4 separate regions of the Homo sapiens genome follow, and all the other regions are linked to region 1. The links are chromatin contacts, found by Hi-C or POLR2A ChIA-PET in ENCODE. All regions are on one chromosome and are shown on one strand. The core of a region is the stretch at or near the end of the contact, and the rest is flanking DNA. Distances in the headings are between cores, read along the strand shown. Region 1 holds the start of LINC00173 (long intergenic non-protein coding RNA 173). Region 2 has its middle 70 kb from the start of MIR4472-2. Region 3 overlaps LINC03088 (long intergenic non-protein coding RNA 3088). Region 4 has its middle 21 kb from the start of MED13L.

The links. Hi-C counts contacts between places; a loop is a spot of excess contacts on that map. ChIA-PET counts read pairs that join two places held with the same protein, here RNA polymerase II (POLR2A). Pooled maps may share reads with other maps.
Region 2: a pooled map shows a loop between it and region 1 (4-fold over the local background). The contact joins the enhancer-like site here to the promoter of LINC00173 in region 1. A Hi-C loop is called at or near these places in 6 of 50 pooled maps. POLR2A ChIA-PET finds 5 or more read pairs at or near these places in 2 of 52 experiments (IMR-90 and MCF 10A).
Region 3: a pooled map shows a loop between it and region 1 (2.8-fold over the local background). The contact joins the enhancer-like site here to the promoter of LINC00173 in region 1. A Hi-C loop is called at or near these places in 2 of 168 maps with a recorded cell type or tissue (PC-3 and heart right ventricle), 2 of 37 single-sample maps with no recorded cell type and 3 of 50 pooled maps. POLR2A ChIA-PET finds 5 or more read pairs at or near these places in 4 of 52 experiments (A549, MCF 10A, WTC11 and 1 more).
Region 4: a loop to region 1 is called in a map of ovary, with 1.8 times the contacts of the local background. The contact joins the enhancer-like site here to the promoter of LINC00173 in region 1. A Hi-C loop is called at or near these places in 5 of 168 maps with a recorded cell type or tissue (dorsolateral prefrontal cortex, esophagus muscularis mucosa, ovary and 2 more) and 1 of 50 pooled maps. POLR2A ChIA-PET finds 5 or more read pairs at or near these places in 4 of 52 experiments (HCT116, K562 and WTC11).

Annotation. Positions count from the first base shown.
Region 1 is chr12:116,531,921-116,535,188 of GRCh38, reverse strand. LINC00173 (long intergenic non-protein coding RNA 173) reads right to left here and starts at 1,754. Exons shown (of 3, transcript NR_027346.1): 1 at 1,573-1,754. RefSeq lists an enhancer at 1-379 and silencers at 1,788-1,837, 1,742-1,943.
Region 2 is chr12:116,357,159-116,360,448 of GRCh38, reverse strand. No RefSeq gene overlaps it. Among named protein-coding and RNA genes, the nearest start is that of MIR4472-2, 70 kb to the left of the region's middle. RefSeq lists a silencer at 1,252-1,341. Within about 2 kb of position 1,253, at least 30 of the 41 ENCODE cell types and tissues checked have a DNase peak (open chromatin) inside an H3K27ac peak, as active enhancers do.
Region 3 is chr12:116,696,385-116,699,671 of GRCh38, reverse strand. It overlaps LINC03088 (long intergenic non-protein coding RNA 3088), which reads right to left. Exons shown (of 2, transcript XR_007063473.1): 2 at 1,493-1,817. Among named protein-coding and RNA genes, the nearest start is that of LINC03088, 36 kb to the right of the region's middle. Within about 2 kb of position 1,696, at least 4 of the 41 ENCODE cell types and tissues checked have a DNase peak (open chromatin) inside an H3K27ac peak, as active enhancers do.
Region 4 is chr12:116,296,830-116,300,493 of GRCh38, reverse strand. No RefSeq gene overlaps it. Among named protein-coding and RNA genes, the nearest start is that of MED13L, 21 kb to the right of the region's middle. Within about 2 kb of position 1,258, at least 5 of the 41 ENCODE cell types and tissues checked have a DNase peak (open chromatin) inside an H3K27ac peak, as active enhancers do; they include ovary, where a contact is called at or near this core.

The DNA.
Region 1 (3,268 bases), core at 505-3,004:
AGATTTTAATATAGGGTGTGAATTCCAATTCACATCTCTTCCAACGGGACCTCTTTCCGAAGTCCCGGGAACTAACATTCATCAACACCTCTGACATCCCAGAGGATCGCAACATTCCTGCCAAGGGTTATTACTCCCATTTCCCAGATGAAGAGATTGAGTCCCTGCAGCACGCAATTAGACAGTAGCAGAACCAGAATTTGAACTCTGATCCACCCCGATTCTGGGACCTGTGGAGCTCCAGGTACCGAGAGCTGGCTCTCGCCTGGGGCCTTGGAGTCTGGGTAGCTGGATGCTGGGAGAGGCTGCGGAGGTAAGGGCCCAGGGGCTGAGGTTGCAGCGGCTGCCCGGGAATGCGGCCCTTGCACGCCCACTTTTTAACACAGTGCCATCCCTGACAGACACCCTTGTCCTTTTCCTGTGCTGCCCTTCGTAACACCATAAATAAAGCCTTAGAGTAACGTGACCTGAGCCAGGCAGTAAATGATGGCACTGTCAGTTGTACACGACTGTTGAAACAAACACAGACTGTAATCATCGTGCTGTACGGGGAGAAAGACATTTGGCAAATGAGATTCCATTTTCACATTGGTTTGTGCTGAGCATATAAATTTCCTGCGGGCCGGCCAGCATTGGGGATGTGTAATTGATTGCCTGCATTATAATAAACAAGCTGTGACAGGTGATCATTCATCATATTCCGCTGAACGTTCCAGCACACCAGAAAACGGAGGAAGAGAGGGAACGCGCGAGCAAGGGGAGAGGAGAGGAGGAACCTGGGGGAGGGGAGGGGGTCGGAAAGACCGAGTATTCCCGACAGACAGAAAAACCAGGGGAGGGGCGGGGGAGGGAATCCGCTGAGCGGGCGGGGGAAAGTGAAAGCAATTACTATAATTCTTTTGATTATCTAATTTGTTCTTTCTGGCCTTCGTTATATGACCCTCCCCCCCTCCCCCCACTCCAACATAGAAGGTCCCCCACGGGGACTTGGGAAGGCACAGAGAACGCTCCCTCCACGATCGAGGGAAGGAAGGGGGGAGGCAGGTGGGGGAGGGGCCGCGTCTAGTTGTAACCGGAGTAGATACATTCGGGAAAACCTGGGGGGAGAAGGAGGAGGAGGAGGGGAGGAGCGTGTGCAGGACTTAGCTTTGCTCTTGCACTGAGATGCCTCCAGTCGGATGGATAGGAACCAGCCTCTTTAAATACATTTTTTTAAAGGGTGTCTGAAAAACAAGTGAAAAGTTCCTTTTATTGGAGAAAAAGGACAGCATCCAAGTTGGCATCAGATGTGGTTCCACAAGCCTGTCATATGGTGCTCTCATTCCTCCCCCTCGCTCCCTCCGCCCCGCCCCAGCTCCCACCTCCCCACCCCCACTGCAGCCCCAGCCTCTCTGTCTCTCTCTCTGTGCCCTTGGCCCGGGGCTGGGGGTCGAACAGCAACTGCTGGGAAGCACCCTCCTCTCCAGGAGCTCCCACCTAGACAGACAGAAGGCGGAGGTACACTGGCATATGAAGGACAGAAAGACAAATGCAGAGCTCTCGAGCCAGCACACGCATTAAATAAGTACTTACATTATGCAAAAGCCAAGGGCCTCAACAAGGGGGTGAATGAAGAAGGGGGACAAGGAGGGCTGCGTCCCAGACTAGTTTCCCCAGCTCTCACCCTGCCAATTTCCAGCCCCCGCCTCCCTATCCCGCAAGCGTCCTCCCATTCCCTCCCTGGTACCAAGCGCTTAGAGCAGGTGGGAGCCTCGGACCCAGAAGGCTGGGAGCTGAGGAGGCGTGGCTTGCGCTAACATCGGGGGCGGGGCCTGGCTGGGGCTTAGTCGGGGCGGGGCCCACGCCGGAGGGGGCGGGGCGAGCACAGAAGAAAGAGCGTTAGGGGCTCCTTTGCCACTCGTTGCACGCTGCTTCCCAGAGTCTTCTGCTATTTCATCGTAGCCTTAACAACTGGAATCTGTCGCCTTCGAGATGTTCCTAAAGTCACTGCTTTGGGAGAATCTGTTCAAGGGACCTGCTTTCCAAAAGCAATGACATCAGCCCAGCAACGTGATCTGTGTTGTCCTTGAAGGATTAACAACTCATTTGGGTCTCCCAAGAGCCCTAGGAGGTAGCCAGGGCAGGTGCTGTTGTCCCCGTCTCACAACGACCTATGAAGTGCATGTTGGGGCCTTGATTTTACAGGGGAAGGAACACAGGCACAAAGAAACGAAGTTACTCTCTCGGGATCTGGCAATGAAAAAGTCAAAATTTGAAGCCAGGGGTCTTCTGACCTGTTCTTCAGCATCCCTATGAGAACATATACTTTCTCCCTCCAACACTCTCCTCCCATCCATAAGTGCATACAGGTGCTGAATAGGAGGGGCAGAGTTGAGTCTATATTGAATGATTGTGCATCCAGATCCTCACTAAGCCCTCTTGGTTTTGCCTGACACACGTGGCTCACTGTGTGCCCCCTGGTCCAGGCCACCTGCATCTTCCTCCTGGACCACTGTCCCCGCCTCATCACTGGCCTTCCTCTTAATGCTGTTCTCACTCCCATCCACTACCCACCAGCAGCCATGATGATCAATGATGGTCACCATCCATACCCTGTATCAACTGTCTCTCTAGCGCCATCTTTTTTTTTTTTTTTTTTTTTTTTTTAAAGACATGGTCTCCCTCTGTTGCCCAGGCTGGAGTGCAGCAGTGTGATCGTAGCTCACTGCAGCCTTGAATTCCTGGACACAAGCAATCCTCCTGCCTCAGCTTCTTGAGTAGCTGGGACCACAGGTGCTTGCCCCCATGCCCAGCTAATTTTTATTTTTATTTCTGTAGAGATCAAATCTCATCATGTTGCCCAGACTAGTCTTGAACTCCTGGCCTCAAGCTTCCCCAGTTGCTGGGGATTACAGGTGTGAGCTGCCACACCTCTTGCCTTAGCTTCCCCAGTTGCTGGGATTACAGGTGTGAGCTGCCACCATCTTTTTTTTTTTTTTATTTGTTTGTTTTGTTTTGTTTTTTGGAGGCAGAGTCTCATTCTGTCATCCAGGATGGAGTGCAGTGGCATGATCTTGGCTCACTGTAACCTCTGTCTCCCAGGTTCAAGTGATTCTCCTGCCTCAGCCTCCCGAGTAGCTGGGATTACAGGTGCCTGCCACCACGCCTGGCTAATTTTTGTATTTTTAGTAGAGACAGGGTTTCACCATGTTGGCCAAGCTGGTCTTGAACTCCTGACCTCAGGTGATCCACCCACCTTGGCCTCCCAGACTGCTGGGATTACAGGGGT
Region 2 (3,290 bases), core at 4-2,503, 170 kb after region 1:
AGAAAGAAAGAAAAAGAAGGAAGGAAGGAAGGGAGGAAGCGGAGGGGAGGGAAAGAAGGAAGGAAGGGAGGGAGGGAGGGAGGGGAGGGAAAGAAAGAAAGAAGAAGGAAGGAATGGAGGGAGGGCGGGGAGGGAAAGAAAGAAAGAAAAAGAAAGAAGGAAGGAAGGAAGGAAGACCGGTGCGGTGGCTCACGCCTGTAATCCCAGCACTTTGGGAGGCCGAGGCAGGTGGGTCACGAGGTCAGGAGATTGAGACCATCCTGGCTAACATGGTGAAACCCCGCCTCTTCAAAAAAAAATAATAAATAAATAAAATTAAAAAATTAGCCGGGCGTGGTGGCGGGCACCTGTAGTCCAGGCTACTCGGGAGGCTGAGGCAGGAGAATGGCGTGAACCTGGGAGGTGGAGCTTGCAGTGAGCTGAGATCGTGCCATTGCACTATAGCCTGGGCGACAGAGCGAGACTCCGTCTAAAAGAAACAGAAAGAAGGAAGGAAGGAAGGAAGAAAGGAAAGAAGGGAAAAGAAAAGAAAAGAAAGAAAAGGAGGGAGGGAGGGAAGGAAGGCAGGAAGGCAGGGAGGGAGAAAGAAAGAGAAAGAAAGAGAGAAAGAGAAAGAAAGAAAAGAAAAGAGAAGAGGAAATTTTCCTACCACCAGCACATTGAGGGCGGGGAATCGTCAGAAGTTCACAGATCAGAGGATTGGATTCTGTCTTTGCATTGAACCTGGCAAAGTGAGGTAGAGAAAAATAAAAAAGGCCCCCAGCCTCCCATGCCTGCATATCTTGAAGTTTGTGGTCAAGATCACAGCCAAAGACTCACACCAGCTAAGTCACAAAGTTTGGCTCAGCCTGGGGCTTCCTGGAAACCACTAAGCTGAAGAGGTTCGTGAGGTCCCCACAGTTCATTTAGAATTCACAACCTTCCCCTATGACATTTTTGTTTCTAACATAGATCTCCCCTAAGGAAAGGGATAGAGCTGCCACAGAGAACAAAATGCTCTTCAGCCCTGAGTTCATCAGTTCTTGCTGTACATAAACACCTTTTTCCCCCCCCGTAACACAGGAAATGCAGGAAACCAGCACCAGCTGATAAAAAAAAAAAGACCCCCCCCCCCCCACACACACACACCCACACACACACACACACACACACACCCACACACACAAGCTTTCCAACTTGTCCAGAAAGTTGCCCACAGCACTTCTGGCCACGCTGGGCTGGGCCACTGTGACGTCAGGCCGGCAGTCAGCCAATGGAGGAATGGTTCTGACTTTCTCATCTGCATATTGCGGTGGCATTGGTTCAGATTTCAGGGCCGTTTGTATTGTGGTGGTTTCTTTATGTTCAAGGTTATCCACACCAGGCAGAGGACAAACTCCACTCCTGGCCTTCCTGCCCAGCTAGATTTAAGGATTGTAACCAGGACAGTGAGTCCCTTCTGGGAAAGGGGCCTCGTGGAGGTTATGAAATCCAGCAGGTCATGGAAGGAGAAACGATTGACAATCCAGACGGGATGGAGGCAGGAGTTGGCTCAGTAACCCCATCTTTCCTATCCACCAGCACTCCCCTGCGCTTCCCAAGTGATTTAATTATCCATTCTTTAACTGCAACTCGGTTAGCCCTGAAATTTGGGTGAAGAGAAATCAGACACAGGTTACTTGAATTACTATGCTTGGTTTTATCTTGTAGACGAATAACTCAGGCATGTGAATTGAACATGCAAATGTGTGCAAAACAACATGCATAATTTAAGATTCTCAAATTAACAGAGGAGAAACAATTGAGTAACCTCACTGCTTTCTCTGAAGCACAGTTTTCTAAGAATATTGTAACCATTTTTTTTTTTTAGCTGTCTGACAGAAGGGATTGGAAAATAGAAGGAATTTAAAGCAAAAGGGTGGATGTAGCTATCAGTGGCAAGAAAAATGCAGGGAGATTGCAATATTAAAATATAGTCAAATTTCACTTACTCGGATATCACTGAGTTTGGATTTGGTGTAAATCACCTCAAACTTCCCTTTACTTTGATGCTAACTATAAATACGGTATTGGTGTGTATTAGAGCTCTGGTTCTCACCTCCAAGGTTTGATTAAATAAGTCTGGGTAGAAATAAAGAAATTATAACAAGTGTCCCAAATATTTCTGTCAACGGGGGACTACCGCTGAGAAACTGCCTTGATTTTCCAAGCCACTTTTAATTTTAAATGTTTATTTCCCCATGGTCTTCACAAACCATTGAAATATCTCAGCAACTAAAATATTCCAGCATGCAAACTTGATCTCTTCGATTGACTACCCCACCCAAAAGCTGTGCAGAAAGCCCCCTAGCACGTACACTGATTTGGACTGGAAACTGGAGCCGCCGTCGCTGTGAAGAGATGTGAAGTGACCAGACTTCCATGTGTGATGATTAATTTTATGTGTCTACTGGACTAGGTTAAGGGATGCCCAGATGGCTGGTAAAACATTATTTCTGGGTATGTCCGTGAGGGTATTTCCAGAAGAGATTAGCATTTGAATCGGTAGATTGAATAATGTTTGCCTTCACCAATCCAGGTGAGCGTCATGTCATCCACTGAGAGCTCAAATAGAAAAAGGTTTAGGAAGCATGAATTTGCTGTCTGCTTGAGCTGGAACATCACCTTCTCTTGCCCTCAGGCATCAGCACTCCTGGTTTGGGGGACTTAGGATTCAGACTGGGACCTATGCCATTGGTTTCCCTGGTTCTCAGGCCTCTGGGCTTCATTGGACTGGAACTATACTACCAGTTTTCCTGGGTCTTCAGCTTGCAGATGGCAGATTGTGGAACTTCTCAGTCTTCATAATTGTGTGAGCCAATCCCCCATAATAAATCTCTTTCTCTATATCTACACATTTCCTATTGGTTCTGTTTCTCTGGAGAACCCTGAGTAATACAGCCTATAATAGACCAAGCGCCCCAGACGCTGGCGCTGCTATCCCAATTCTGCAGCTCTCGGCCAGCAACTGAGCACGTCAGAGACACTAAGGCAGCCTGTTCATGGGAGGTGCAGGGCTCCTCCAATGGTGACTTGAGCTTGAGAATTCTCCAAGGGCCTTCCCAAACCTTCCTTAGACTGCATGGGAGTCCAGGACACTCCCACCCAAATTTCTTCTTTTTAAAAAAAAATTTTTTTTACCCATCATAAACTAGATCCTACCCAACTTTCCCTTCCCTTCCCTCCCCTCGCCTCCCCTCCCCTCTCCTCCCCTTCCCTTCCCTCTTTCTTTTTTATAAGACAGTCTCACTCTGACACCCAGGCTGGAGTGC
Region 3 (3,287 bases), core at 447-2,946, 160 kb before region 1:
CCTTGCAATCCTTAGGAAAACGGAGTAAAATGGGAGAAAGATTCTATTGGGTTTTGTTTTGAGACGGAGTCTCACTCTGTTGCCAGGCTGGAGTGCAGTGGTGCGATCTTGGCTCACTGTAACCTCTGCCTCCTAGGTTCAAGTGATTTTCCTGCCTCAGCCTCCCAAGTAGCTGGGATTACAGACATGTGTCACCACGCCTGGCTAACTCTTATATTTTTAGTAGAGACGGGGTTTCACCATGTTGGCCAGGCTGGTCTCGAACTCCTGACCTCAGGTGATCCACCCGCCTCAGCCTCCCAAAGTGCTGGGATTACAGGTGTGAGCCACTGTGCCCGGCCTCTATTGGGTTTTGACATTGTCAAATTATCTTCTATACTGAGAGATTAAATTCAAATTCCCTTTCCTTGAATAACCTTTCTAATGGGCCGGGCATGGTGGCTCATGCCTGTAATCCCTGCACTTCGGGAGGCCGAGATGGGAGGATTGCTTGAGGCCAGGAGTTCATGATAAGCCTGGTTAACATAGAGAGGCCCTATCTCTATCTAAAGAAAAAAAATCCTTTCTACTGACCAGAGACACTTCTTTGGAGACCTTCATTTGGGGCCTAGACACTTAATAACAGTAATGACACCATGGGAAAAGAGCTGTCCAATCAACAACTGGGAATGGGGTAGTTTGGCCTGCAGAGCGGGAAAATCATAGGCAGATGCAACAGACCGCTGAATGCAGAGGTCTGCAAACTGTTTTCATAAAGGGCCAGACAGTAAAAATATTTCCAGCTTTCTAGGCCTTATACTTTCTCTAGCAGTCACTTAACCCTGCTGTTTTAGCTTGAGAGTAGCCAGAAACAATATGTAAACCAATGAGCATGGCTGTATTCCAATAAAACTTTAAAGAAAGGTCAAGGGCTGGATTTAGCCCTTGGGCCATAGTTTGCCAACCCCTGGCTTAGCAGACCAGCCTCAATTGCTCAAACTCCTTTCCCTGTGTTGTTCTTTATTTTAGAGGCTAAGTGCTAGAAAAGCTGGAATCTTCTTCTAAATGCTCCTAAATGCAGGTTGCAGAAAAACCATGAAAGGCCACCTTCAGAGAAGGACATTGACCAAGTAGAAGCAACAGGAATTTGGATTTCTATCCGTACAACAGATGCTCAGAAATGACAATTGTATGCTCTTCCCATTGTCCCTCAATGGAAGGCTGGGTGTTTTAATTAGCTAATGTTGGCAAATTGCTTTGAAGAAAATTGTAAAATGTTTCATCCTACAAGTGCCAAGAGTCTTAATTAGCTTTCCTTAAAGATACCACCTGGAAATGTGATATTGTGTTGCTTGAGGTCCAAGCGTGCAAGAATAACCTGCAGATGAAAAACCGGTTTTTAAGCAAACATCACCGAATAAATGGATCTCTGCATCGACGTCACATTTTCTTCCTCCGGCTGAATCTGATTCCCAGCAGCTGGGGTATTAAACCCCACAAATGGAGGTTGTGGTGGTGGTGGTGGTGGTTTTATTCTGCGAGAGCCTGGTGACAACGGGGGCATGAAACAAATTAACCCATCTATTTGTTGCCGCCGCCGTTGCCTTTAGGATTTTTAGCCTGTGCACTGGAGGCCCGGCTCTGGCGTGTCAAGGTTACAGAGAAGAGGAGGCTGGCAGCCACTCAATCATACAGCAGGGCTGGCTCTCAGATAACCCGGTCGGGGAGAGATGTGTGCATGCTCTGTCGCTCTTAACAGCTGGATAATGAATTTGCACTCCAACACTCTTGTTTCTTGTGGTGGCAGCCACGACAGCAGCAGCATCTGATCTGTGTCACTGTCAGAAGCAAGTGAGATGTAGTTAATATGGACCTTAGCCACTGAGATGCATTGATTTGGAATCTCTGGCCTCTGACAAAGTCCCCGCTAAGTTGGTGGGGCCAGGCCCCGTGTGAGAGGAGGTGGCAGGGTTTAGGGGGAATCAGGGGTCAGGATTCCTCAGTCTTGGCACTAGTGACATTCGGGGCTGGGTGACTGTGGTGGGGGCTGTCCTGGGCACTGCAGGACGTTCAGCAGCATCCCTGACCTCTCCACCCCCTAGATGCCGGTAGGAGCCAGCATCCCCAGCTATGACAACCCCGAATGTCTCCAGACATGGCCTAGTCTCCAGTGTCCTCTGGGGGGCACAATCGCCACTAGTTGAGAGCCACTGGCTTAGGGTTAGAAGCAGGGCTTGGAGTCCCTTTTGTCAAGGACACACCTGGAGCAGGGACCTCATGGAAAGTCAGCTCCAAGGTGGCTCTTGATTTCTGTCTCGCACCCTCAACTAATCCCTCAGCAAATCCCTTCTAGAAGCTACAGCCTGGATGGCGCAGTCTTTTTTTTTTTTTTTTTTTTTTTTTTGAGACAGAGTCTTGCTCTGTCATCCAGGCTGGAATGCAGTGGCATGATCTCGGCTCCCTGCTCCCTCCACCTCCCGGGTTCAAGTGATTCTCCTGCCTCAGCCTCCTGAGCAGCTGGGATTACAGGCACCTGCCACCACGCCCAGCTAATTTTTGTATTTTTAGTAGAGACAGGGTTTCAGAATGTTGGCCAGGCTGGTCTCGATCTCCTGACCTCAAGTGATTCGCCCGCCTTGGCCTCCCAAAGTGCTGGGATTACAGGCGTGAGCCATTGCGCCCGGTCCTGGATGACACATTCTGATCCAGACCACACCTTACCACCCTGGGGCTCCTCTTCCCCTTCCAGCCCCTACATTTCTTGCCTAGGTGACCCAGCATCCTCCCACCTAGTCCCCAGCTCCTCTCGGCTCCTCCTAGGCTGTTCTCCTTGCAGCAGCCAAAGGAACCCTTTGGAAGCTTAAGTGAGAGCATCTCTGGCCCTGCTGGGACCCCCAGGCTCCATCACACTTAGGCTGAAACCCCCAGATCTCTCCCTCGAGGCGTGCATGCTCCCACCTGCAGTGAGGGCGCCTCCTCCAACCCCATCCCCTCTGCCTGAGACCTTCCGTCCACAGACATCCTTCATCTGCTCTGGGTCCTTGCTCAAGTGTCCCTCACCGGAGGCCTTCCCTGACCCCTGCCTTGAACAGCAGTCCTCTGTCTTCCCTAGCCCAGGAGTTATCAGCCTGGGCACCAGTGACATTTAGGTCTGGATAATTCTTTGTTGCGGGGGCTGCCCTGTGTGTTGAAGGGTGTTTAGCAGCCCCCCTGGCCCCTACATTCCAGCACCTCCCTCCCCAGATGATGACAACCAAAAGTATCTCTAGACATTTCGAGATGTTCCCTGGGGGGCAACATCGCCCTGA
Region 4 (3,664 bases), core at 9-2,508, 230 kb after region 1:
TGTGAGAAAACCCTTTAAACAATGCTCCAGAGAGTGTACATTTCCCTAGAGGGGGAAAACAGAGACTGGTAGAGCTCACCTAAGCAAAGAAAAAGGTTTCCTTCCTAACAGACCCTCCCAGGCTATTGCGTTTGCTGCTCAGATTCAGGCAGCCCCAACTTTATCAAGAAACACCAGAGCAGTCAGAGAAGGGGCAGAAAACCTTCAGCCTGGCCCCCAAGACAAACCCCTAAAAGTCTGGCAGGAGGCAGCCTCTCTGATTCCAAGCCTATATTTTTCATTTCTTGTTTTAACAGTCATAAACGCCTTCCGATGCCAAAGCAGAACATGACTTTAATCCAGATAAAATAAAATTCCTAAACCCTGAAAACTATACGGAGATTTACAGGCCAATTTTAAAAAGCGAGAGCCTCAGTCGCTTCCAAGAGCAGCACATTCCACATAGCCGGCCCTGGGTGCAGCCCCGTGGCCCTGCCTCCTGGGGATGAGGTCCCAGGACTTGCCACTCAGCCCTGAAATCCACAATCTCTTGGCAAAGTGACAGCAAGCAAATGCTGTTCTGCGTGTGGACTCTTCTCAGATTCCCGGGCTCTGGGGTCTCTTGGCTTTCAGGAGTCCTAATATGTTCCAGCTCCCCTCTCTCTGCCTCCCCTCACCCCCAGCTGTTGCAGAAAACCACAGTCAACCTCTTCTGGCTCTAAGCAGCCAAGTTTTCTCTAAGTAAACACAGAAAGTAGGAGAAGATCAGCTCTGTTCCATTCCCAGCACTGTGGGTTGGGTCAAGGCTGGCCAGGCAGCAACCCTGAGAATCTAGCTAGGGTTGGTTCCAGGGTAACCATGGGCTGCTGCCACTTAGGGGAGCCTTACTATGTGCTAGATGCTTTATTAACCTGATCTCATTGATTACTCAGGAGTTGCTATTAATCCCATGAGATTGGACCTTTACCTATTGAATTTAATCTTTTCGCCCCTCTAGGTTCACTCATCCTTTTGTCCTCCTACTCTGAACCTTTGGGGCTGAGCTGTTCCCGTTGGCTCCCTGGCCCTCTGGCCCCTAGTTGGGTTTGTCTAAGGAGAGAAGAGGCACTGGCAGGAGATCGGAGGAAGGAAGACAATGAGTTTGGGACACTTGTCCCCCACACTTCTCCTTTCTATGTTGCCATGGACTGGCTGTGCCTCTTCCAAATGCCACATTTCCTGTTGGGTGACCTTCTCCATACAGCTCCGCCTTTTCAGGTTTGGCAATTGACCCTTCTAGTCCTTGCAAGCCCAGGGGTAGTAACAGCACCTCCCTTTGCCAACCCAGGTATCACACTCTACCCTGTTGATAGTCCTAAATTCTGCCCACACCTGTGCAAATAATCTCTATGTTAAACTCTCCTCAAATTACTCAGTTTGAGTGTGCCCTCTGTTTCCTTCCAGGCTTTTAACCAATGCATGTGTATCGTCTCCAGGTTATAGATGAGGAGATGAAACTCAGAGAATTTAAGTCACCTGCTCAAAGTCGATTATCTGGGATTTGAATTTGGGTTGGCCTGACTCCAGAGTCCCAGCTCTTAATCTCTTAAATACTGTATAAAAAAATAAAATAAACTATTATTCAGTGCCCACTATGTGTCACACAGTTTGCTAAGCACTCTGTGCCTTTATTTCACAATGTCTCGCAAACACTTTATTGTAGGTACTACTTACTATCCCCATTTTACAGATGAGAAAACTGAGGCTCAGAAAGGGGGCTTCACCTGCCAAGTCCACAAAGTTAAAAAGGAGCAGAGTCAGGCCAGGCACGGTGGCTCACACCTATAATCCCAACAGTTTGGGAGGCTGAAGTGGGAGGATCACTTGAACCCAGGAGTTTGAGACCAGCCTGGGTAACATAGTGAGACCCCATCTCTATGAAAAATAAAAATAAAAAATTAGCTGGGCATGATGGCACATGCCTGTGGTCCCAGCTACTCAGGAGGCTGGGGTGGGAGGATCGCTTGAGTCCAGGAGGTTGAGGCTGCAGTAAGCCATGATCATGCCACTACACTCCCTCCTGGGTGACAGAGTGACATCCTGTCTCAAAAAACAAACAAAAAGGATCAGAGCTAGTACACGAACCTAGGGCTGCCCCAGCCTTTTAACCACTTCAAGTTCTGTATTGCAGAGGGGTCAAAAACAGATCTATGCTGCAGCTGGGAAATTAGTATGAGGTGGGACTTGGGTCTTAGCCTTGCCCATCTCCTCAATCCTAGAAGCTATCTTATCAGGGCTGCCCTCTAAAAACACCCCTCTGCACTGTGGTGTCCCACAGAAATCCACAGTATACTCTCTGCCTTTCTCCCCAGGCCCCAAGCCAACTGTTCCTAAATCACTCGGCTGGGTCCCCTTTCTTCTCTTGTTCACCTTAAAAGGCCACTCCCATCTGTCTGCCTATCATCATCTACTTTATTAGTTTTATTAAGGTATAACAGACATGCAATAGTCTGCACATGTTTAAAGTGTACAGTTTAATAATTTTAACTTATGTGTACCCCTGTGAAACTATCCCACAATCAAGATCATTAATATAGGATCATTCCCAAAAATGGCCTCATGCCCCTTTGTCATCCCTCTCTCCTGTCCCACATCCCAGTACCCAGGCAACTACTGGTCTGTTTTCTTTCTAGAATTTTATAGAAATGGAAACATACAGAAGTTTCTTTCATTCGTGTAATTAATTTTAGATTCATCCATGTTTTGTGTATCAATATTTCATTCTTTTTTGTGAATGAGTAGTATTGTGTTGTATAGATAAACCACAGTTTTTTCTTCCTTCCTTCCCTCCTTCCTTCCTCTTTCTTTCTTTCTTTCTTTCTTTCTTTTTCTTTCTTTCTTTCCTTTCTTTCTTTTTCTCTTGCTGTTTCTTTTTTCTTTCTTTCTTCTCCTTTCTTTCCTATTTCCCTGTCTTCATTCACCTACCTATCTTTCACTTTTTAGAAGTAAGCCTATTTGGAAAGATGTCCATCACAGTGTCTATATTTAATAGCAAAAATAGATCTAATGACCTACATCTCAGCCTAAAGGGAAAGGAGTAAATAAAGTTTGTTTACACTCACACAATGGAACACTATACAGCCATCAAAAAGAATGAGGTAGTTTTATGTGCTATCAGACTACAATGAGCCAAACTGTGGCCAGTCTCAACCAAAGAATCACATACCAAAGAATCACCAGCATTGGAAAATAATTGATATCTGAACTGAAGCCTCTTTGAGCAATCCGTACGATCCTCAAGTCTCCCTCATTGTAACAGCTACTTCCTTAAATGCTTCTCCTCATTTCCTCCCAATTTCAGTGTGGGCTATTATATTCTTTTCTTCAGGCACTCTTTCCTTCTTCATTCATCCACTCCTCCCCACTTTTTTTTTTAATTGTAAGAGACAGGGTCTTGTTGTATGGCCCAGCCTGGAGTACAGTGGTGCCATCATACCTCGCTGCAACCTGGAACTCCTGGGCTCACACCTCAGCCTCCTGAGAGGCTAGGACCACAATCAGGTGCCACCATGCCTAATTTTTTTTTTTTTAATTTTTGTAATGATGACGGTCTTGCTCTGTTGCCCAGGCTGGAGTGCAGTGACACCATCATAGCTCACTGCAAGCTCAAACTCCTGGGCTCAAGTGATCCTTCTGCCTCAGCCTC